Regions from separate parts of the Homo sapiens genome. Here regions 2 and 3 are each linked to region 1. The links are chromatin loops, found by intact Hi-C in ENCODE. Cell type or tissue: PC-9. All regions are shown on one strand.

What was found. A loop is a pair of places that touch in the nucleus more often than their neighbours do. Peaks named below come from ENCODE experiments on the same cell type or tissue, not always from the same donor. Only the 100,000 strongest peaks of a DNase experiment are listed, where the experiment ranks them.
Region 2: it touches region 1 in a loop (20-fold over the local background); 4 of 110 quality-filtered maps call a loop at or near these places.
Region 3: it touches region 1 in a loop (30-fold over the local background); 4 of 110 quality-filtered maps call a loop at or near these places.

The regions. Positions count from the first base shown.
Region 1 is chr11:57,112,660-57,120,659 of GRCh38, forward strand. The region is part of intron 6 of LOC105369309 (a long non-coding RNA gene); the gene reads right to left. Among named protein-coding and RNA genes, the nearest start is that of LRRC55, 65 kb to the right of the region's middle. In PC-9, CTCF peaks have their summits at 4,115 (motif pointing right) and 4,324; a DNase peak (open chromatin) is centred at 4,212.
Region 2 is chr11:57,274,304-57,282,303 of GRCh38, forward strand. It overlaps LOC107984364 (a long non-coding RNA gene), which reads right to left and starts at 2,022. Exons shown (of 3, transcript XR_001748067.3): 1 at 1,987-2,022. In PC-9, CTCF peaks have their summits at 3,741 (motif pointing left) and 3,952; DNase peaks (open chromatin) are centred at 3,718, 4,058 and 5,558; H3K4me3 peaks cover 1,643 bases; H3K27ac peaks cover 2,969 bases.
Region 3 is chr11:57,335,673-57,343,672 of GRCh38, forward strand. SSRP1 (structure specific recognition protein 1) reads right to left here and starts at 220. Exons shown (of 17, transcript NM_003146.3): 1 at 58-220. It overlaps P2RX3 (purinergic receptor P2X 3), which reads left to right and starts at 2,680. Exons shown (of 12, transcript NM_002559.5): 1 at 2,680-2,997. The coding sequence starts at 2,879. RefSeq lists a silencer at 1-138 and an enhancer at 309-358. In PC-9, no CTCF peak of the experiment used is centred here; a DNase peak (open chromatin) is centred at 259; H3K4me3 peaks cover 990 bases; H3K27ac peaks cover 446 bases.

The sequences.
Region 1 (8,000 bases):
GAAACAGCAAGATCAACCCTTTCTCTTCCTCCTCCTCAGCCTACTCAACATGAAGACAATGAGGATGAAGAACTCTATGATAATCCACTTCCACAATGAATAGTAAATATATTTTCTCTGCCTTATGATTTTCCTAATAATATTTTCTTTTCTCTGGCTTACTTTATTGTAAGAATACAGTATATAATACATATAACATCCAAAATATGTGTTAATCAATTGTTTGTTACCAGTAAGTCTTCCTGTCAACAGTTGGCTATTAGTAGTTACATTTTTAGGGGTTTAAATTCATAAGCATATTTTTGCCTAAACAGGGGTCAGCATTCCTAACCCTCACATTGTTCAAGAGTCGACTGTATTTTGTGGCCAGGTTCTGTGGTTCACGCCTGCAATCCCAGCACTTTGGGAGGCCAAGACGGGTGGATCACTTGAGGTCAGGAGTTCAAGACCATCCTGGCCAACATGGTGAAACCCTGTCTCTATTAAAAATACAAAAGTCAGCCAGGCATGGTGGTGCATGCCTGTAGTCTCAGCTACTTGGAAGGCTGAGGCAGGAGAATCGCTTGAACCTGTAAGGCACAGGTTCAGTGAGCCAAGGTTGTGCCACTACACTCCAGCCTGGGTGACAGAGCAGGACTCTGTTTCAAAAAAAAATAAATTAATGTTAAAAAAAAAAAGGAGTCAACTATATTTTGCTTAATGCAAACACCTAAATGTCAAGTGGCTCTGCATCTCACCAGACTCAACTGGGATCCATGATTAATAAATTAATTATTTGTTTCCTTATTTACTCTTAGGGAAAGGCTTTCCATCTCACATGTTGGTGCTTTGGATCTGTTCACATTCCACTTGCTTCTCCTTGAATAGCTGAAGAAGTAAACTCAAACCAAGTTTATATATTGAAGTCTTAAAATATAAAGTCCTAAACTAAAACCAACCATAGTACTTCTTGGCTTCCAATCCCTTCATAATCTGATGCTTCTTCATCTCTCCAGCCTCACTTCCCATCCTTTTCTAGTGACATGATATTCCTTTGAGTTGCTCAAACATGCCTTGCTTTCTCATTTCCAGCCTTCATATATGCTGTTCTCTCTGCCTGGGACACTGTTCTTCCCATTACTCCTCATTGCTCAAGTCTAGATTTAAATCTCACTTCTCCCTGAAGGTCTTCTCTAAACTCTAGGCCCGGTAAGATGTTGCTGCAATGTATCCTCATAGCACCCTGTATTTCCCCACTTAGGGAGTTATCTGCTTTCTCCACTGAACAATAAGATTCACAATATCTATCTCGGCCACCAGGAACATGCATGATATATATACTCTGTAAACATTAGCTGAATACATATATTGATGAATGCATCAGCTGTTTCAATCACCTTCACGTGTTAAGACAATATCTCCTTTCACATATGAATTGACCAAATTCTAATGAGCTTAAGAGATTTGTCCAACACCGCTATAGCATTTTGGCATCAGAACTGTTACTCAAGTCTCCCATTTTTATTATTATATTATTTATGGTTACAAACCAAAATATCCTCTAGGGTCATCAGTGAAATGGAAGGGATGTAAGACCATAGGTGATGGAGGGGGCTGTGACAAACTGAAGGACTCATGCCTCATTTGAGGGGAGCATCCGATATTCAGACCTAGCCAATTGTTGCCATAGAACGGGGTCCAGTGTTGCCAGATCTTCTTTTTTTCAAAAGAAAAATAAACCCATAAGTTTATGTGAAATATTCTGGATTTTAATACTAGCAAAATAAAATGTATTTGATGTAATATACTGGGCATCCTAAACAAAATACTCATATACTAGGCATGGACTCTAAGGCCCCAGTGTGCCATCTCCACACTGCACTGAGCTGCTTCTTTCTACACAACCCAGACCTATGGAGAGACCTTCCCTTGTTCCAACAACCAGCACTCAGGCAATCCTGTAATCCCCCTGTAGTTGAGAATTGAAAAATTCAATAAAACACAATTGCCTTTTAAGAGAGACACTCAGCTCTCCAATTGCTTTAGAATCGATCGACCCCCCACTGCATTAAGTTCAGCTCCCACACAGGCTATGGTAACTCTTATGATCTCACATAACAGAAAACAAAACTCTGCAAAAGTGGAAGAACAATTTTTTTTCCAGGAGATAACAAAGTACCACTTATACAAAGAAAGAAGACTGGATCTTATTTCTGGAGAAAAATGGCACCAAAGTTTCTACTTTCCTCCCCACTGTTACAACTAATCAGTGTATGACAACAGAGAGACTCGCCTAGCATTAGACTCAGAGGAGTTTGGTTTGCAGTCTGGCCCTTGCTCTTGAAGCTCCATGATCTCAAGTAAGTAGAACCTGTTGAGAGCCTCAGTGTTCTCATGGATAAAATAAGAAGAAAGTCTACCTCCTCCCAGGGCTGCAGTGAGGAAGGGACCAGGGAAGAGGCAGGTAGAAGGGCTTTGCCACCTGTCATATACCACACCAGTGTTAAGAGTTGACAATAAGTGGGGCTAACTGAACTTCGTTATTCCTGTGAACCTATTCTAGGTAGGAATGCCTGGCCCTGAATTCCTCTTCTGGACTTGAATGTGGTCCAGTGGAATTGCAAAGTCAGGATGAGAATTAATTTCTCATCATAGAGAAGAGAAATCCTATTTTTGTACTCTAGAGCCTATTTATCTAATTTTTACCCCCTCACTCTCTTCTGATATGGTTTGGCTGTATCCCCACCCAAATCTCAGCTTGAATTGTAGTTCCCATAATCCGCACGTGTCATGGGAGGAACTTGGTGGCAGGCAATTGAATCATGGGGGCAGTTACCCCCATGCTGCTGTTCTCATGATATTGAGTGAGTTTTCATGAGATCTGATGGTTTTATAAGGATCTTTTCCCCCTTTTTTGCTCATTCTTCTCCTTCCTGCCACCACATGAAGAAAGGCGTGTTTGCTTCCTCTTCCACCATGATTGTAAGTTTCCTGAGGCCTCCCCGGCCCTGCAGAACTGTAAGTCAATTAAGCCTCTTTTCTTTATAAATTACCCAGTCTTGGGAAGTTCTTTATAGCAGCATGAGAACAGACTAATACACTTTCTTATTCAAATATCAAGAAAGAGTCATAGGTTTTCCCCATTACTGATTCCCATCAATTTCTCTATAACTTCTCGAGAGCACCACTTGATGTCTACTAGGCTCTTACAGGTACCATTCTCTGCACTTACTTGTATTTATTCATTTGATTCTTACATCTAAACAACTGGTCTAAAACCCACTGCTAGAAAGTAATAAAGTCGGGATTTGAATTCTGTTCCTCTGGCTTCAGACCCTGAGCATTTAGCCACAATAATACATTATTTCCCCCTCCATGCACTGGAATCTGCTTTTGCATCTACCATTTGTTCATTCATTCACTCTTTTGACAATTCTAGACTGAGTGTCTACAATACGCCATACCCTCGTGAAGCTTATATTCCAAAGGAAAGAAAAAATGAATAAATTAAATAAGTTAAATATATATATACAGTAGGCAAGCTAGTAATCAATGCTAAGGATAAAAAAATTAAACAGGTAAGAGAGCTATGATAGCATGGGCAGGAGACTAGTCCAACAGTTGGAATGTGGGATCTACAGGCAGTTATAACAGTCAGGGGCTCAGCACCAGGCACAGAGTGCATACAAACCAAGGGAACATGGCAGACTTGTAGGAAAGAGACCCAACCAGTATTAAGCCCTGACTTTGTGCCAAACACAACATGTACAACATAAGTTGTCTCATTTGCCTTCTATCTTATTCACCTATGGTATCATTATATCAACTTAACAAGCCAGAATTTTTAATAACTTTGTTATTAATACTAACATGTACCAGGCCAAGTTCTTAGCACTTTGCATATATCTTATTTGAGCCTCTGAGGAAGGTATTGTTATCCTTTCTCATCAAAAATGAAATGAAGATAAGGGAGTTTACTGAGTTTACTCAAGGTTACCCAGCCAGCAAGTGGCAGGGACAGGATTCAAACACAAGCAGGGTTTCAAACCCAAATGTCTTGCTTCTAAACTAAATAACCTGCTGTATAGAGGTCAGTAAACAAGGATCCCAGCTGGAAAGCAGTGTCAAGAACATGGCAGCAGGTGGCAGCAAATGTATTAGTCTGCCGGGGCTGCTATAACAAACCACAGAATGGATGGCTTAAACCACAGAAATGTATTTCTCACTGTTCTGGAAGTCCAAAATGAAGGTGTCTGCGGGTTTGCTTTCTTTGAGACCTCTCTCCTTGGCTTACAGACAGCTGCCTTCTCACAGGGTCGTCACACAGCCTTTCCTCAGCACATGCGCCCCCGGGTGTCATTCTCTCCTCTTATAACAGCATAACAGCACTAATCATATTGTTCTTTGTTGTTGTTATTTTTTTTTAGACTGAGTCTTGCTCTGCTGCCCAGGCTGGAGTGCAGTGGTGTGATCTCTGCTCACTGTAACCTCCACCTCCTCCCAGGTTCAAGCAATTATCCTGCCTCACCCTCCCAAGTAGCTGGGTAATTTTTTAGCCTCACTAATTTTTGTATTTTTAATAGAGACAGGTTTCACCATGTTGGCCAGGCTGGTCTTGATCTCTTGACCTCAAGCGATCTGCCCACCTCCACCTCCCAAAGTGCTGGGAGTACAGGTGTGAGCCACCGCACCCAGCCAGCACCAGTCATATTGGATTAGGGCCCCATACTTATGACCTCCTTTAACTTTAATTACCCCTTTAAGGCATTGTCTCCAAATAAAGTCACACTGGGGGTTAGGGCTTCATCATATGAATTTTAGGGGGACAGAATTCAGTCTATAACAGCAGGTAACAGAACTCCAGTTCCTTCGGGAAGAGGAATGAGATGATTGAGAAAATGGAAGTCAAGATGCAACCTTATTATAACTAGAGTACCAGTTCTGGCCAGTGGGAAAGTGGAGATGATGGAGTAGGGGTGTGAGATGAGAGTGAGCAGCAGGCTTGCCCTGAGTCACCTACTGTATGATCGAGAGCGCCTTCAGTGTGCTGAGGCTGGAGGTTATGCCCTCGGTGTCTTACCCTGCAGTCCTGCAGTAGGAGGCAGGGGTGTGGGCACCAGAGCTACTGGGCAGAGAACGAAGAAAGTCATTTCACTGCTGTAGGAGCAGCCAGCTCATGGCTTCTCTCTAAAACTGGTGTACAATTTACAAAAAACAAAAAAAAAAATCAACCCCATAAAAAAGTGAGCAAGGACATGAACAGACAGTTTTCAAAAGAAGACATACAGACATACATGTGGCCAACAATCATATGAAAAAACAGCTCAACATCACCGATCACTAGAGAAATGCAAATGAAACCACAATGAGATACCATCTCACACCAGTCAGAATGGCAATTATTTAAAAAGTCAAAAAATAACAGATGCTGGCGAGGTTGTGGAGAAAAAGGAATGCTTATACAATGGTGGTAGAAGTGCAAATTAGTTCAACCATTGTGGTAAACAGTGTGGCAATTCCTCAAAGACCTAAAGTCAGAAATCCCATTCAACTCAGCAATCTCATTACTGGATTTATATGCAAAGGAATATAAATCATTCTATTATAAAGACGCATGCACACATATGTTCATTGTAGCACTATTCACAATAGCAAAGACATACTCTCAACCTAAATGCCCATCAATAATAGACTGGATACAGAAAATGTGGTACATATATACCATGGAATACTATGAAGCCATAAAAAAGAATGAGGTCATGTCCTTTCCAGAGACATGGATGGAGCTGGGGGCCATTATCCTCACCAAACTAACACAGGAACAGAAAACCAAATACCACATGTTCTCACTTACAAATGGAAGCTAAATGGTGAGAACACACGGACACATATAAGGGAACAATAAACTCTGGGGCCTTTTGGAGGGTAGAGGGTGGAAGAAGGAAGAGGATCAAGAAAATCAACTAATGGTTACTAGGCTTAATACCTGGGTGATGAAATAATCTGTACAACAAACCCCCATGACACAAGTTTACCTATGTAACAAACCTGCACTTGTACCCCTGAACTTAAAAGTTAATAAAGAAATAAATAAACTGGTGTGCCTATTCCCATCATTAATGAGCTCTACTTATTCTCTATACATCAGCACCATCCTCTATAACTTGTGTGCATGAGTGTATATGTATCTATCCATCTGGGAGTGGTAAGCAGAAAGAAAGAAAGAGAGAGAGGTAAATTATGTTAAAGAAAGAGAGGAGGAGAGAGAATAAAAATGAGAATCACAAGGGGAGGGAGGGAGAGAAGGGGGCATCCAGGGAATGAAGATCTATGGGGTTGGACCCCATGCAGAGACCCTTATCCTTGTATAGTCGTCAGGTGCCTGGCAACTGAGGAATCCAGGAGGCTCTATAAGCAAGGCTGATTTTCTTGTCTGTGGGCCTGAGGATATCTAATTTATAAAGAGTCTAGACCAGAGTTTCCCAACCACTCTGCCTACCTTAAAGCAGCCAGGCTGGATCTGAGCAGCCAAAGTCCTGAAGCATCTACCAGGATGCCAAACAAATGTTAATTCTATTCATGGAATAGATAGGCCATGGAAAAGGTTAGGGAGCACTGCTGCAGACCAGAACTTCCCAAATGTGTGAAAAGAGGGCTCCACAGTCACTTTAGAAAATGCTGTGTATTGTATACCACTTTGTGAATATACTCACAAAATGCAGCAGCATAATAAAGGCTCTGAGAAGCTCTCAGTTTAGGGAACAAGGTAGGAGACCTGTTAACTTTGCTTAGGCCTTCCAGTATCAGACTATATAGCTGGTTAACTTACATCCTTAAATCCAATAAAGCCAAGGATGGGAAACCCTATATCTCCCAGCCCAAATGCACGTTCTTTCTTTTCAGGAAGTGCTAATTCTCCTACCAGGTGATGCTTGCTGAAGCACAGGCAGTCTCTAAGATTAGATGGCCATCTTCCAGGCCAAGCAATAGGTGGTAAAGAAGTCAATCAATGTGTCCTTACCGGCCTAGTCTCCTGCTGGCAAACCAGCACATGCCTCCAACCAATAGTTCAGCGGCCAGAAACAAGCTTGTTGCAAGTTGTATGTTAGGGGTTGGCCAAGCACAGATTTAATTCTTAAGGTTTGGAACCATAGCTCAAGGGGCTAAAAATTCACTATTAAAATTGTGAAAAATTTGCGTGAGTCTAGAGAGTATGCGTGATTCGAGACAGACCGCAGCTCCTTTAACAGGCCTCAATTTTTCCAACGTATAAAAGGAGTGGGTTGGGTGATAACATAGGATGAATTGTGTCTCCCAAAATGTATATGGTAAAGTCCTAACCTTTAGTACCTAAGAATGTGAGTATATTTGGAGCTAGGACCTTTAAAGGGGTAATTAAAATTAAATGAGATCACTAGGGTGAGTCCTTACTCAATATGACTGGTGTCCTTATAAGAAGACAAGATTAGAACACAGACACAACACGAAGGGACAACCATGTGAGGAAGCAGTGAGAAGGCAGTCATTTGAAAGGAGAGAGGCCTCAGAAGAAACCAAACTTGCTGACACCTTCCTCTTGGACTTCCAGCCTCCATAATTGTGAGAAATAAGTTTCTGTTGTTTAAGCCTCCCAGCCTACAGCATTTTATTATGACAGCCTGGTAAACAAATACAGATGAATAAAGTCTCCAGAGTGAGCACTTAGTTGCCTATCAAACACCCCTTCCCTCCTGCTTCCTTACTAATGTAAACCACCTTTATTCAAAATTCACAGCATGAATAATCTAAGCAACTGTGTTTCAGTTTATCCCTGTTGCCAGTGAGTGGCTGAGAAACAGGCATATGACCAAAATCAAACCAGAAGACATTAAAAGAAGACTCTTGGGGCCTTCTAGGAAGAGTTTTCTCACCCCTTTTGGAAAGGCAAAGTAGGTATGGCCTCTTGTTTCTCTAAAAATGTTTGTGTCTCACTGAGACACCTGAAACTTCTGCAGCTAATTTGTAACCAACAGGGAGCCTGG
Region 2 (8,000 bases), 160 kb after region 1:
CATTCCACTTGGCCTAGTTAATTCCTGCTTCTCCTTCAACTATCAGCTGAAGAATTTCATCTTCAGGGAAGCCTCCCATAGATCCCAAAGTCAAGTCTGGTTCCCTTGTTATTTATTCTCATAGCACCATATTCCTGCCCTGCCCCCAGGGTTATTCTGAGAAATCTGATGCTCCTGTTCTCATAGACTGTCAGTTCCTTTAGGTCAGGGACCATATCTGTCTGTGATCACTACTATATCACCAGTGCCTAGAACAGTTTGTGGCACATAGTAGATGCTCAGTAAATACCTATTGAATGAATGAATAAATATTATCTCCTCTAAATAGCTTTAATTGACACTCCTCTCCCTCTGAGATTCAGGCTTTCTTTCTCTTCTTAGTTCCCAGGACACTTAGTTTTTATCTCTTATCATCTTATGCTGAACTGTTCTGGTTATGTTTGTCACCCCTTCTAAACTGTGACTGTGATAAGGCCCAGGTCCTGTTTGTTTTTCTATCCCAGGAGCACAGCTCCGAAACTGGTGCAGACTAATTTGTCCATTGTAAAATGTGGAAGCTTGGAAAGATAGAATGTGGATATGCATGCTAGTGGTGAGATTCCCCATCTCATCATATTCAGAAAGCCAAAGGTGTTCTTTAGAAAACCATGCCAGTGTACCAGTCAGAAATCTCAAATAACTGAAAAAGTCAGCTGCCTTCAGGTATGGTGGGATCCAGGGTCTCACATGCAGGATGTGGCCTCTGTCTTTCTCTCAACACTATGCTTTGCTGTGTTAGCCTCAATCTCAGGCAGGCTTTATCTATACTTACTAAATTCCAAAAGCTCTAGGTCATATCCTTCTAACTATGAGTCTATTAAGAGAGATTCTATTCCCCAATAGTTCAAATAAAAGTTCACCAATAGATGCCAAAATTATTATAGTAAAAACGAAAAAAAAAAAAAAGGCTTACCAATAGAATCTCATGGGACCAGTTTGGTCACATGCCCACCCCTGGGCCAATCACTGTGGCCTTCAAGAATCAACACTGTAATTTATCAAACATACATCACTTGCCCATTCCTGGAGCTGGAGATAGAATCAGTCTCACTGAACCTATGGGTTTAAAGTGGGCTCAGCAACCAGGAGACAGGGCAATGGAAACAGAGCACATAAAGTCCACCACATTCACTCTGCCCAGACTTTACAGCTCTGTTCACTGGAGGTCCAAACACACCGAAGAGTCTGCAAGGGATGTTGCTGCAGAGGCCATGACAGGCTGCGCATGGTGACATTTCCCACTCACTGTGGCTCTAAGATTTCACTTGAGCGGAGCATAGCCTGGCTTTCCATCATCCTGCTCTCCTTCCACCAGCCCAGAAGCCTGGTGGAGTGAAAGCCAGAGACTCCATGACTAAGGTGCCCTGGGTTGGAGATTCCCCTCACCCACTCCTCCTCCAGAGAGAACACACACCAAGAAAAAGCACTTAGCCTTGATGCTGGTTTCCTGTCACTGCCCTTCCTATTGAGACGTCATTGGCCTTGGCTCCCCTCCTGACTTTTCTATTTTTTTCTACCTCCTGTTAAAGAGGCAACAGGTCCGTAAAAGATTTATCCCATAACCTAGTGTTTCAGGCTCTATCTCCCTGTTGGTTAGACTCCCTGACAGATTAATAAATTAACAATTTATTAATTGTTTTGTTTGTTGGATGGATGGATGGATAGATGGATGGATATACGGACAGATGGACAGATGGACGGATGTATGGATGGATGGATGGATAGATGAATGGATAGACAGATGGAGGAGTGCAATGAAAGGTGGATGAATTGGTTCTGAGTGCCCTCAGAACACTCTATCTCCTCTTCTCATATTTACCACCCTAGGCTCCAGATTACTGTAAATATAGAAAGCCCTTTTTCTTGTCCTGAAATCAGTTTCCCAGCCCTCTGTTATTATAACAATGACTGACATTTAACATGGTTAATTCTTATCCAGGCACTTACCCTGAGCTAAGTACTCATTCAATCTCCACAATTCCATTGTCTGGATGCTGTTATTGTCTACAGTTTACAGTGAAGGAAACCAAGGCTCAGAGACAGGAACTTGTCCAAGGCACATAGCCAGTCAATGGCAGAGCCACAACTCAAAGTGTGTGACCTTAGCCACTATCTTCTAGGGCCCTATGAACACGAACCTCAGCCCTGTCTACACCAATTTTCTCCTTCTCCCTTGAACATGTCATATCTTTATTCATGGAATAAGGTCTTCCTCCTCACCTCTTTGTAGACTCATATCAAGGAATACATTCATCAAAGTAACACTAAGTTACACTCTGAACAAATAAACCCTCAAATTTCAGTAGCTTATCACAACCAAGATTTATGTCCTACTCATGTTATGGACTAATGTGGGGCAAGTGGCCCTCTTCCATCTGATAGCAGGCCTCTAACAGGGGAAGGGAGAAGTGGAAGAGGAGCACTGGCTCTTTGCTGCCTCAGCCTAAAGGGAACACATGTCACTCCTGCTCACATTTCACTCACCCAACTAATTAGTGTGTGGACATTTGGCGAACATATCCCATCTCTGCCACAAAGAACCATACACTCCTGCCAGGGGTCATGCAGAAGATAAAGGCTCAGCCAGCCCAGTCAGTACAAATTCGGAGGGTGGGGGAGGAAAAAAGAGCCAAGATTCAAGCTGGTGGCTGGGGAGTGGAGAGAGATGGATAGGATTCCAGAATTAACCAGGTACAAAGCACCCAACACTTGGGTGGTACCCCATGTCTATTGTCTTGAATATTGCTCACAAGTAAGCCAACCCTAAGCTTCTTGGCTAAGACTCAGAACTCTTGTTATCTAAGTTTATGGCTGTTAATTACAGGATTTGACCTGAATTAACTGAACAATGCAGTAAGAATAACAATCCCTGACTTTTCAAATTTTAGATTTTCCAAATCATACAGCAATCATCTCATTTGACCCTCACAATAACCCTATGACGTGGGTATGCTATCTCTACCTCTATTGTGCAATAAGGAAATTTAGAGAAGGATGATGTAATTGACCAAAGTCGCTCAAAACCTGTGCGTGCTGCAATACATCTCAGTGCCAGTTTTCTAACACATGCTAGGGGCTCTTTCTTCTACAGTTCAGCTGTGTCTCATGCAAATTTCTATGGAAATCGACAATGTGAAAATGAACATCCATAGGATTTGAATTCAAAAGCTTGGGTGCTCTGTGCACCAAGAGGGAGTTGTTTAAGCATACAGGTGTTGAAGTCAGATGGCCTGGGTTTTAATCCCAGTTCTGCCACCTGCTAGCTGGGTGATAGCTGGCAAGTTAATCTACCTGCGCTCACTTTCCTTATTTGGAAAATAACGATCCACTGTACCTAACCCATAAGATTATGGTGAGGATTAATGAGACAAGGAATATAAAATTCTTAGCACAATGCCTGGCTCAACATTAGAACTTAATAAACACTGAATGATGCTGCCAAGATCTTTCTGGGAGACAAAAAGATGCCACTATTCCTTCCTTCCTCCCTCAGGGCATGATCGTGTCTCACTACATGACACTCTTGGCTTCAGCTGGAGAACAAACGGACCACCTAACCCGGCTTCACGTGCAACTGCCAGCGAGAAGAGAATGTTCTTTTCTTTGTCTGAGATTCGGCACTGGTCCCTGCCGCCAATCCCAGGTCTTCGTCTCAGATTTGCTGCCACCCAGAGGCCATTTCATGCCATGCCAGGATGACTCTCCAAAGTATTCCTTGGGACAGTGGTTTTCAAAAGAAAGTGGGACGTGGGGGCAGGGAAGGAAAAGGAAAACATATCCAACTCTTGGAGGCAGGCGAGACTGTGGGGGTTGAAACAATCCCGCAGGGGATCCTGGCGTGCCCTCCACTCTATTCACTTGAGGTTGTCTGATTTCGGTGAAGCCAAAAAGAGAGAAAAGGGGAAAGGGAGTCAAAAGGATCCTGTCTGTCTTCACCAGCACTAGGAATACATGTCAGCTGGTGCTTTCAAGGGGTGTCAGCTCCACCTCGTGGAATGAGAGCCAGTGATTTGTTTCTGATGCAATTCTTCAGCCAGTAAACACAGGAACAAGGAAGTTATGACATGACCTTTCTAAAGATCCTTAAAAATACCCCAGCCAAAGGGACTAGTATGGAGAATATGTAAAGAATCCTTGCAACCTGGCAGAGCACTGTGGCTCATGCCTGTAATCTCAGTACTTTGGGAGGACAAGGTAGGAGGATCACTTGAGCCCAGGAATTCAAGACCCGCCTGGGCAACATAGTGAGACCTCATCTCTACAAAAAAAAAAAAAGAACTTTTACAACCTAATCATCAAAAGACAAATCAGCAAAAGGTTTTGTATTAGTCCATTCTCACATTGCTATAAAGAAATACCTGAGACAGGATAATTTATAAAGAAAAGAGGCTTAATTGGCTCATGGTTCTCCCGGCTACACAGGAAGCATAGCAGCTTCTGGGGAAGCCTCAGGGAGCTTTCAATGATGGCAGAAGGCAAAGGGGGAGCAAACAACTCATATGGCCAGAGCAGGAGGAAGAGAGAGAGTGGGGAGGTGCTACACACATTTAAACAAGATCTCGCGATAACTCACTCACTATCAGGAGAACAGCACCGAGGGAGTGGTGCTAACCCATTCATGAGAATTTGGCCCCGTGATTCAATTACCTCCCACCAGGCCCCACCTCCAACACTGGGGATTACAATTCTATATGACGTTTGGTGGGAGCACAGATCCAAACCATATCAGGTCCGAATAGACATTTTTTAAAAACCAATAAGCACATGGAAAGGTGATCAACATGATCAGCCATCAGGGACATGCAAAGCAAAATGATAAAGACGTGACCTCATACGCACTAGGTGAGCTAAAATCAAAAAGACAGGTGTTGGTGAGGATGTGAAGAAACCAGAACCCTCACACACTTCCAGGGGGTGGTGGGGAGAATGGAAAATGGATGCAACTTCTTGAAAAACAGCCTGGAGGCTTCCCAAAAGTTATAGAGTTACAGTATGACTCAACAATTCCACTCCTAGTTACATATATCCAAGAGATGAAAACATATATCCACACAAAAACATGCACACCAGTTCCCATAAAAGCATCATTCGTAACAGCCAAGAAGTGAAAACAACCCAAATATGCACCAAATAAGATGTCTATAGTCGGCAGGGCAAGGTGGCTCACGCCTGTAATTCCAGCACTTTGAGAGGCGGAGGCGGGCTGGTCATTTGAGGTCAGGAGTTCAAGACCAGCCTGGCCAACATGGTGAAACTCATCTCTACTAAAAATACAAAAAAATTACCAGGCATGGTGGCACAAGCCTGTAATCCCAGCTATCAGGAGGCTGAGGCAGGAGAATCAATTGAACCTGGGAGGCAGATGTTGCAGTGAGCTGAGATTGCACCACTGCACTCCAGCCTGGGCAACAGAAGGAGACTCTGTCTCAAAAAAAAAAAAAAAAAAAAAAAAAGATGTCTATAGTCATACAATGGAATGTTATTTGGCAATAAAAAGGAATGAAGAACCAACACATGCTATAACATGGAGGAACCTTGAAAACATTATGCTAAGTGAAAGAAGCAGTCACAAAGAACCACATATTTCATAATTCTGCTTATATGAAATGAAATGAAATGTCCAGAATAGGCAAGTCTATAGAGACAGAAAGTAGATTTGCAGTTCCCTAGGGCTGGTGCAGGTGTGAGGCTGGGGGTGGGGGCAGACAATTATGGCTAAGGGGTACAAGGTGTCTTTATGGGCTGATAAAAATGTTCTTAAGTTGCTTGTGATGATGGTTGCGCAACTCTGAATATACTAAATGCCATTGGATTGTACACTTTAAATGGGTGACTTATATGGCAGGTAAATTATTTATCAATAAATCTGTTAAAAAAGTAAAATAAACCAAGCTCTTCTTTGTACATCTGCTTGAGGCAAGGGCTGTTTCCAAGCCCCTGTATTCCCAACAGTATGAATCACAGAAGGAAAACAAAATCAGGACCTCTGGAGGCTGGAGGCAGGAGAGTTGTGTTGTACTGCGACCCTCAGTGCCCAGAGGGCTCTTCAGTCCTGGCAGCAGCTCATTGCTAGTGGCCAGCATGGCCAGGCCCATTGGAGCTGGAGGATACACTGTAACCGGCTGACACCATGTACAAAGGAGAGTAACACAGCTCTACTACCACCAGGTATGGCTGTAAGGCCGGGTGTGGCATAAACTCTGCCAGGTCACACATGGGCTCCAGACCCACAGACACCTGCTCTAAAGACAGAGACAGAACAGAAGCAACATGAGCTTTGGCAACAGACAGACCCAAATTGGCACCACGTCCCTTCTATCTATCAGTTCTATGACCTCAGGCCTATACTCATCTTTTAAAAAATTCAATAATAATGCCTATCATGTAAGCTGCCCTCACTCTTCCCTTCCCCAGTTTGTTTTCTTTTGTTGGGCTAACATTTATTGAAGGCTTACTAGGTACTAAGCAAATGCTGTACAGGCATTAATATCTCTGTTAGTCTTCACTGCAATCCTGGACAAATCCAGAATGATTTCTTATTATGCCATTTTTAGATATGAAGGAACAGAGGTTCAAAGAAGTCAGACAACTTCTCCATTGTCACAAAGCTAACAAGTGGCAAAGCCACTATGCCCAAGTCATCATTTTAAGTATCATACTATACTCTATCCATATAGCAAGAGTGACATTTCATAAGTAGATAAAGAGCTTGACACAGAGTTGGGCCCTCAGAAAAGAGTCCTGAGAGCCAGGTGTATCAGTCTGTCCCCACACTGCTATAAAGAAATACCCGAGACTGGGTAATTTATAAAGGAAAGAGGTTTAATTGACTCACAATTCTGCATGACTGGGGAGACCTCAGGAAACTTACAATCGTGGTAGAAGGTGAAGGGAAAGCAAGGACCTTCTTCACATGCAGGCAGGAGACAGTGTGAGCAAAGGGGGAAGAACCCCTTATAAAACTATCACATCTCGTGAGAACTCACTATCACTAGAATAGTATGGGTGAAACCACCCCCGTGATCCAATCACCTCCCACCAGGTCTCTCCCTAGACACATGGGGATTACAATTCAAGATGAGATTTGGGTGGAGGCACAGCCAAACCATATCACCAGGGTACCAAAATCATTCCCCCGAGTGGTGTCCCTATCCAGAGGCCACAGACAGGACACCTGCCATGTGAAGGTGACATGGCTTGAATGTTTGTTCCCTCCAAATCTCATGTTGAAATGTGACCTCCATTCTGCAGTTATACAAGCAGTAAGAATAAAACAAAATGAAACAAACAAAAAAGAAATGTGACCTCCAATATTGGAGATAGAGCCTAACAGGAGGCATTGCAACATGGGGATGAATCCCTCATGAATGGCTTAGTGCCATCCCCTTGGTGATGAGTGAATTCTCTCTTGGTTAGTTCATGTGAGATCTTATCAGGGAACGTGCCCTGATAGTCACGTAGGTTCTTTTCTATTTTGCCTAAGCGTCAGCCGGTTTGAGAAATAAAGGGACAGAGTACAAAAGAGAGAAATTTTAAAGCTGGGTGTCCGGGGGAGACATCACATGTCAGTAGGTTCCATGATGCCCCACAAGCCGCAAAACCAGCAAGTTTTTATTAGGGACTTTCAAAAGGGGAGGGAGTGTACGAATAGGGTGTGGGTCACAAAGATCACGTACTTCACAAGGTAATAGAATATCACAAGGCAAATGGAGGCAGGGCGAGATCACAGGACCACAGGATGGGGCGAAATTAAAATTGCTAATGAAGTTTCGGGCACCATTGTCATTGATAACATCTTATCAGGAGACAGGGTTTGAGAGCAACCGGTCTGATCAAAATTTATTAGGTGGGAATTTCCTCTTCCTAATAAGCCTGGGAGCGCTATGGGAGACTGGGGTTTATTTCATCCCTACAGTCTTGACCATAGAAGATGGCCAAACCCAAGGGGTCCATTTCAGAGA
Region 3 (8,000 bases), 220 kb after region 1:
GTCCCGTGGGGGAGCGGGGCCCCTGCCTTCCTGGGACCGGGGACGACCACCACCTACCTCCTCAGGCTGCGGCCTCGCGAGGGCCCCGGCGCGAGAGGTGGGCGCGCTGGGGGGACGCGGGGGGGGCGCGGGGAGGGGGATGGGGGGACACCGGGGAAGCTTTTCCCGCGTGCGCGGCCCCGCGTCCCGCCACCGGAAGCCGTACACAGGCCACAGAGAGGATGAGCTGGCTAGAGAGACGCGAGTCGGGCCCGCCTGCGAGACAGTCGCATAGAGCGTCAGCGACTCTGGAGGACCTGAGGGAAGGGTGGTTGCCGTGAAGCCTCTCTCACCCAGGGGGAATCCGGCCTAGAAAATGTGTGTAGGGCTCTTTAGAAACTACAGACACTTCTTCAGTCGAGACTAGATACTAAAGAGAAATTGTGTAGTTTTATTGTATCAGACTTAGTACAGGGGTGGGGTGGGGGTGTGTATTGGAATGATGCGTGCCCGTTTCTCTGCAAAATAGTTTCTATGTCATGGAAAGGAGTCGATGGGACAAGAAGAGAAGTATTTGAACAGTTGTGGGAGGAAACGACCTCTCCCACTGGCTGCGGAGAGTATGCGGGTGTTGGTGTCATCGTGGGTGCACTGCTTTCTGGCTGAACTGTCAAGTTCACTGTCTACACCCAAAATTTTCACATCCTTAACCGAAAATTATAGGTACCTCCAAGAGGCTGGCAAACGGCCTTATCCAGTTCAAGTCCTGGTGTCAGATTCACCTTGGAGCCAGAACTGATTTGAAACCACATCATCCTGTGGTTGCGGAAGCCAGGTCTCCCCCGTATAATCCCAGAGTGCATTTTGCAACATCAGAGACCAGACCTGGAAAAGATGTTTTAGTTTTTCTACCCCAACCTCCTTTTACTGATGGGAAAACTGAGACCCAAAGGGGAGTGAGTTGCCCAGGGTCTCAGTGCGTTGGCAACAAGGCTAGGTAGGACCCAGACCTCCTTAACACCACCAGTCCAGTTATCTTCTGTCATAATCACAGTGACTGTATGTTCAGAATGACTATTGATATGTGTCCTACATGAAGACATTAGTACAGAATATGTAAGCTCAAGATTTCCCTGACAATCAATACACCAGCTTGCTAAATCAATCCTGGGGTAAGAGACAACAGGAATGCACCCTTCTCCCCTGAACTCATAGCTTTAACCTCTGAGTAGTGGCTATTCCAGCATTATCTAGCAAAATAAATTCAACTGGGTTTAATAAATAGATATTGAGGGCCTATTACTACTTTAGCACACTTCTCAGATTTGAGGAAACTTGAACAAGGTGAAAACATCCCCGGCCAGGCACGGTGGCTCACACCTGTAATCCTAGCACTTGGGGAGGCCAAGGCAGGGAGATCACTTGAGGTCAGGAGTTTGAGACCAGACTGGCCAACGTGGTGAAGCCCCGTCTCTATTAAAAATACAAAAATTAGCCAGGCGTGGTGGCGGGTGCCTATAATCCCAGCTACTCAGGAGGCTGAGGCATGAGAATTGCTTGAACCCAGGAGGCAGAGGTTGCAGTGAGCTGAGATTGTGCCACTGCACTCCAGCCCGGGTGACAGAGCGAGACTCTGTCAAAAAAAAAAAAAAAAAGAAAGAAAGAAAAAGAAAAAAAAAAGGAAGGGAAGGAAAGAAAGAAAAAAAAAAAAAACAGAAAAAAAAACCCAGCCCCAACCTTTCAGGAAAACATAATCTAACAAATGACTTTAATAAATAAAGTGACAGTTAAAAAAAAAAGAAGTTGGCACATATACACCGTGGAATACTATGCAGCTGTAAAACAGGATGAGTTCATGTCCTTTGCAGGGACATGGATGAAGCTGGACTCCATCATTCTGAGCAAATTATCACAAGGACAGAAAACCAAACACCGCATATTCTCACTCATAGGTGGGAATTGAACAATGAGAACACTTGGACACAGGGTGGGGAACATCACACACACCAGGGCCTGTCGCGGGGTGGGCGGAGTGGGGAGGGATAGCATTAGGAGATATACCTAATGTAAATGACGGGTATATTTACAGTTAACGGGTGCAACACACCAACATGGCACACGTATACATATGTAACAAACCTGCACGTTGTGCAGGTTTACCATAGAACTTAGAGTATAAGAATAATAATAAAAAGAAAACAAAACAAAAAAGACGTGCTAACTGCTATGCTACAGGTAGAGCGAAGCTCATTACCAGCTGGAGTTAGAAATATGTGACTCTTTACTCATCACACCCCAGAAGACCCAGAAAAACTTTCAAGAGACCTTTTCCCCCTGACCCATGCCACTGGGGGCAACTCAGGAAAGGAGGGGACGGCGCAGAACTGGGTGGAATTTGGCAGACACTCAGGAATGAAGAGGGTCCTTAGCTCAGGCAGGCTATTAGGTGACTGGGGGATGGGAAATTGCAAGGGGCTTTAGGGAGAGTGTGAGCAGCTGGTGAGCTGGGATGAGGATGCTGCAGAAGAGAACAGAACAGAAACAGTAGACAGAGTGCAGATAAAACATTAGTCCCAGAGGGCTCCAGCCAGCTACATCCCAGGCAATCAGGAGCCCAGGATTGGAGACCCCACCCCTGCTGTGACATCACAGGGGAGTGGAGTGGAGACGAACAAAAAGGGGGTCCCCCGCCCTGGTCCTGGCCTCTTGGAAGCCAGAGTATCAAGAGCAGAGAATCTCACTAGGATTGCATGGCTTAAAGGGACAGGCTCCCCATTCCTCCAACCCCTCTAAGCTGCCCCCTCCAGGTCGTGATCTCGTCTCCCTGTCCTGTAGGACCTCCCTCTCCTGAGGCCACCACTGGGCCCCCTTCTGAGTGTCCCCTGAGCACTCTCTCAGCATGAACTGCATATCCGACTTCTTCACCTATGAGACCACCAAGTCGGTGGTTGTGAAGAGCTGGACCATCGGGATCATCAACCGAGTAGTTCAGCTTCTGATCATCTCCTACTTTGTAGGGTGAGTCTGTGGCCTTTCAGGTTCCTGGCGGGGTGGGCTGCCTGGTATCCCGTCTTCACCCTCCTGCCTCGGTGCTACCATCCAGCTTCCTGAGCTCCTCTGCTCCTGGGGGAAACAGTTTCTTCTGTGGAGCCGAGTCTTAAAGACTGGCCTCTGCCACCCCCACCTAGGGCCTAAATTCACCCAGGTGAATTCTTTTCCCAGTTCGTCCTCCAGGGTTGAGATTGGTTTCAAGACACACGCTCGGAGTAGTAGGGTCCCTGCCCCGGCACTGCCCTCCACCGAGGGAGGGCTCAGGAGCTCCATCTCCACCCTCCCTGCTCTCATCTCCCCAACAAGAGAACAGGCAGACCCCCTCCCACATCTTCGAATTCCCCTCAGTCAAGTCTTCGGGGTCTCAAAAAGACAAGACAGCACAGGAATAGGGAAGGGAAGGCACTGAGACAAGGGGGTGGTGGCAGGTTGATCAAGTTGGTGGCCGGGAGGGAAAGAGAGAACTGGATCTGTTTTAGAATGAGGAATTTCCTTCTGGCATGGATGGGTGAGATGGTGAGAGAGAGAAGGGCAAGGGAGAAGCCCTCTGCTCTTGAAGGGGAGGACAAAGAGGGAACTGCCCCTTGATGAGGAAACAAACAGAGGCCCAAGGGAAGAGTGGCCAAGGAGAAAAGGAGCTTTTCTGAACATAGTGCCGCTCCCTCCCCAGGAATCCAGAAATGCTCCCCTTTGTCAAAAAGTGTAAGTTCCCTACCTCTCCCTGACCCTGTGCCATGTAACCCATCCTAGGAGTTGCTTAAGAGCCAGGAAGGTGCAACCATCCCCTCAGCCCCCACCGCCTGCAAGCACACACCTACACACACACACACACACGCACACAAAGGGCTGTGGAGCAGACAATGGCTGGGGAAGAATGCAGGTCCTGTCCTTCTTGTGGTCATTTCCACACACTGGTGGGCACCAGGAAATACAGGCAGAAACCTCGAAGGTTTTCTTTCCTGGCATGCGGGTCTCCAATCTTATGCTGTTCTTTCAGACAATGGGTCTTTGCATTTGAGGCAGCAATCCACTGACTGTCAGGAGTTAGTTCAAGCAGGTCAAAGGAGAATCCTGTGTGCCTGTGGGCTGAAGCTGCATGCAAACCTGCTTGCTTGAAATGTTGAAGTTTATGCGAGGGTGTGGAGGGAAAGGTGGCTAGATGTGACTTTTTAGGTGATTTTTTGCTCTGTGTGCTGGGCAAGCCCTGGTAGGCTTCAGTGGGCAGGTATTGTAAAAAGGCTGTACCATCCAGTGCTCCTTTGGGAGATTTTAGAAAAGGGATTCAAGCTTTGGAATAGCATTAAATGGCCACAAAGTTCCCTTCCAATGTTGAGGTTTTGTGAGATACGAGGTTTGCAAATGTTCGCTGTCTGCATCTCTAGAGCTTGGCTCAAAGTTGGTTCCTAAATGTTCTGTGTTCACGTGTATATTCAATGCTGTGGTTGTTTATAGCCACAAGATGGTATGTTGGCCCAGGTGAGTGCAAAATCTGGCTCAGCACATTCCCCTTCTGGCCTGGCTCCACTGGCTCCAGGCAGAGATTGATGGGGGAGAGAGTGGGCTCCTAGACCAGCCCGCTCAGCCCCCACTGCCCTTGTCTCTGTCTCATCATGATCAGATAGAATCCTCCAGTCCTCAGGGCTGGAGCCCAGCCTGCTGGAGCGAGTGTGCGAAGCTCTTTAGCATCTTAATTTCCAACCCCATCCATCTCCTAGCCTGACAGCTCCCCACGGGACACTGCCTTCCAGTTACATCAGCGCCCTCTGCAGCCCAGCCCCCTGACCTGAGTCCCATCTCCGTGTATGTGAACCCATGCACGTTGTGACTTCATGAGTCCACCGTCATTAATTTAGCAAAAATGTACCAGCATCTCTGCATGCCAGGCACTGTGGATTGAGGACGGAATGGTGGGCAAAAGCAGACAGGGTCCTCGCCCTCCTGGGGCTTACAGCGGAAGGCAAGAGATGGCATTCATCTGATGATCTCCACAAACGTGAAATGTCAACTGTGGCTTAGAGGTGCACAGTTATAGAGAGCCGCTTCTGTGAAGGTGTTTGGCCCAGTCAGGGAGTAAGGGAAGGTTTTCTGGAGATGTGACATTTTAGCCAAGACCCGAAGGATGAGTAAGAGCAGCCCAGGTGAAAGAGGGAAGGAAGAGAGTTCAGGGCAGAGAAACCCACCTCTGCAAAGGGAAGGAGGCTGGCAAACAGGGGAAAGAAAAGAAGGTCATTGTGGCTGGAGCCGAGGGAGCAGAGATGAGTGAGGGTGGTGTACGGTGGATGGGAACACACACAGAGGCCGGACCTCAGACACCCTTAGAGAGCTTTTGTTTTTACAGGAGATGAATAAACAGAAGCCATGGAAGCATTTTAACCCGTGTGTCTGTGTGCACTTTTGTGTGTGTGTGCACGTGAGTTTGAGAGAGAGAGAGACAGACACGATGAGATCTGAGTTGGGAAGAGCACCTGGGCTGATTCCCTGGAAGTGGAAGGAGTAGGAGTGGGTGCAGGAAAACCTGCTAAGAGGCAGTTTATGCAGAGAGGTGACAGTGGCTTGGACCCAATCGAATTTGAAGGGATTTTTAAGGCTATAGTGTTAATATTTCACTGATACTTCAATCTCTTCCCCATCATCCCAACCAGGTCAACAACCTAGACTCTGCCTAACATGAGTCCATCATTTCTCTGAGAACTTCTCAGCAACACACCACCTGGTCATCTCACATACGCTCTCACCCCCGCCCCTGGCCTCAGCTGCTTGTCTGTGGTTGACACCATTTCATCACTATTTTCCTTTACCCACTCCAGGGCACACAGAGAGGCCTGGACTTACCTGATGTTTCTCACATCTTTTCTGGGTCCACGTGGTAATCCCCACTCACCTCTGTGGAGTGGGACTTCCCGAGAGCCCATCCCCGTTCTGGATCCTTTGGGGACCTGAGAAGTTGAAGGAAATCCCTAGGATCTGAGTCCCTGGAAGCAATAGCCTGTGCTTGGCCTGAGGTTGATTTCCAGGGCCTTCCTGGAGGAAGCTGCCTCCTTGCAAACTAGGAGGCCAGGGACTTCCCAGGCCTTTGATGCCCCATTGTGCTGAAGGGTCACTGGTGGCTGCTGGAGCCTCTGACCCCACCACAGCCCTGCCCTACCTGCCCTGTTCCTCCCCCATACAAGACCCAGTCCACAAACTTGCCATCTGTACAGCCCCATGCTTTGGTTCATAAAATTCAGCCTCATTTCAGATCTTAGGTGGGAGTTCAATACATAAAGCAGGTGAAAGGGAGGAGCTGCTCTGGTTTAAAGAGAAGGGTCTAGAATCCTGCCTTCTTGGCTCTCCACTCCATCCTCTCAGCCCAGGGTATCACTGTGAGGCACCTTGTCAGCACAATTAAGTGACAGATATGGTGGAAAGAGCTGTTATGGTGGGAAGAACTGTTGGGCTGCCCCATCTTTTTTTTTTTTTTTTTTTTTTTTTTTTTGAGACGGAGCCTTGCTCTGTCCCTCAGGCCGGAGTGCAGTGGTGCAATCTCGACTCACTGCAACCTCCGCCTCCTGGGTTGAAGCGACTCTCCTGCCTCAGCCTCCCCGGTAGCTGGGATTACAGGCCTGTGCCACGACGCCCGGCTAATTTTTGTATTTTTAGTAGAGATGGGGTTTCACCATGTTGGCCAGGCTGGTCTCGAACTCCTGACCTCAAGTGATCCACCTGCCTCGGCCTCCCAAAGTGCAGGGATTACAACATGAGTCACCATGCCTGGCTGGATGCCCCATCTGGACCAGTCATCCTGGTCCAGAGAGAGGAGTGACTCTCATTCCTGCCTGCCCTCTCCCCCAATATGGAACGTAGAGCACTTGGTTAGAAGCCTGGCTCTGACACCAACTAGGAGAGGGCCTCCTAAGAGTGACTTTACATCTCTAAGTCTCAGTCCCCATATCTGGAAAATGGATTTAGGAATACCTCCTCCCTGGGAGTTATAGGGAGGGGAGGTAACATATGTCAAGTGCCTTGCGGAGATGGTGACTCAGTAATAGATGGCAACTGCGACTACTTCACAAAGACCCCCCCATCACCCCTCCCCCTTTCCCTCTGCCCAGCTCACACCTTCCTAAGAGACCCCTCTCCTCCTCCCACACACACAGCGTGCACTCTTCACACCCACTCCCCAGCCTCCTCCTTGGCTCCCTGGGGGCGGATGGGAGGGTGCTGGGGCGCGGCTCTGGCCTCTCTCCTGCACATCCCACCTGCCAAGGAGCTGCCACACGCCTTCCGCTCTATAAATAATAAACCATGAATGCGAGAAGAAAATAGTCAGAGCAGCAGAGTAAATGCCAAGAATCGAAGGCTCAGGCCTGCCCTAGCTCCTGAGCCCTGGCCTCCAGAGACAGCCTCAGCCCCTCCGTTCTGGAAATGAAGCATCCCCTTCTTTCTAGCTGCCTTGATGACATCCCGAGGCCCTGTGAGGCCATTGAAATTCTTCCACTTGTTATTTAAGTCAGAGAGAGAATTCTAATGTGGCCTCTCCACCCCACTGGGCACAAGAAGGAGCCTTGAAGGAGGAGGAGGAGGAGGTAGGAGATTGGTTGATTGTTCCTTGGAGTCCTCGGCCCTTTCCTCCTGAGACTTTCCTAAGCCAGGAGATGCTTTCACTGGTGATGGAGCAGGAGCTGGTAGGAAAAGCACAGGGTCCGGTTCAGGGGGCCAGCATGGCCTGGCTTTGAGCTGGGACACAGCTAGAGACCTTCGAGTGAAGAGGCTGTGAGTGGTCTGGAGCACGTTGTCTGGTTAGAGCTGACATACCAGCTTTGCAATCCTGGGCAAGTTAGCACCCTCTCTGTGCCTCAGTTTCCTCATTCATGACATGAAGGTAATAACGAAGCTGTCTCAGTAAGAATGTAGTGAAAGATTCGGCTTAGCAAGTGCCGCATTGGTTATATAATACTAGTCTGAACTCTGCATCTCCAAATGTTCCTGGA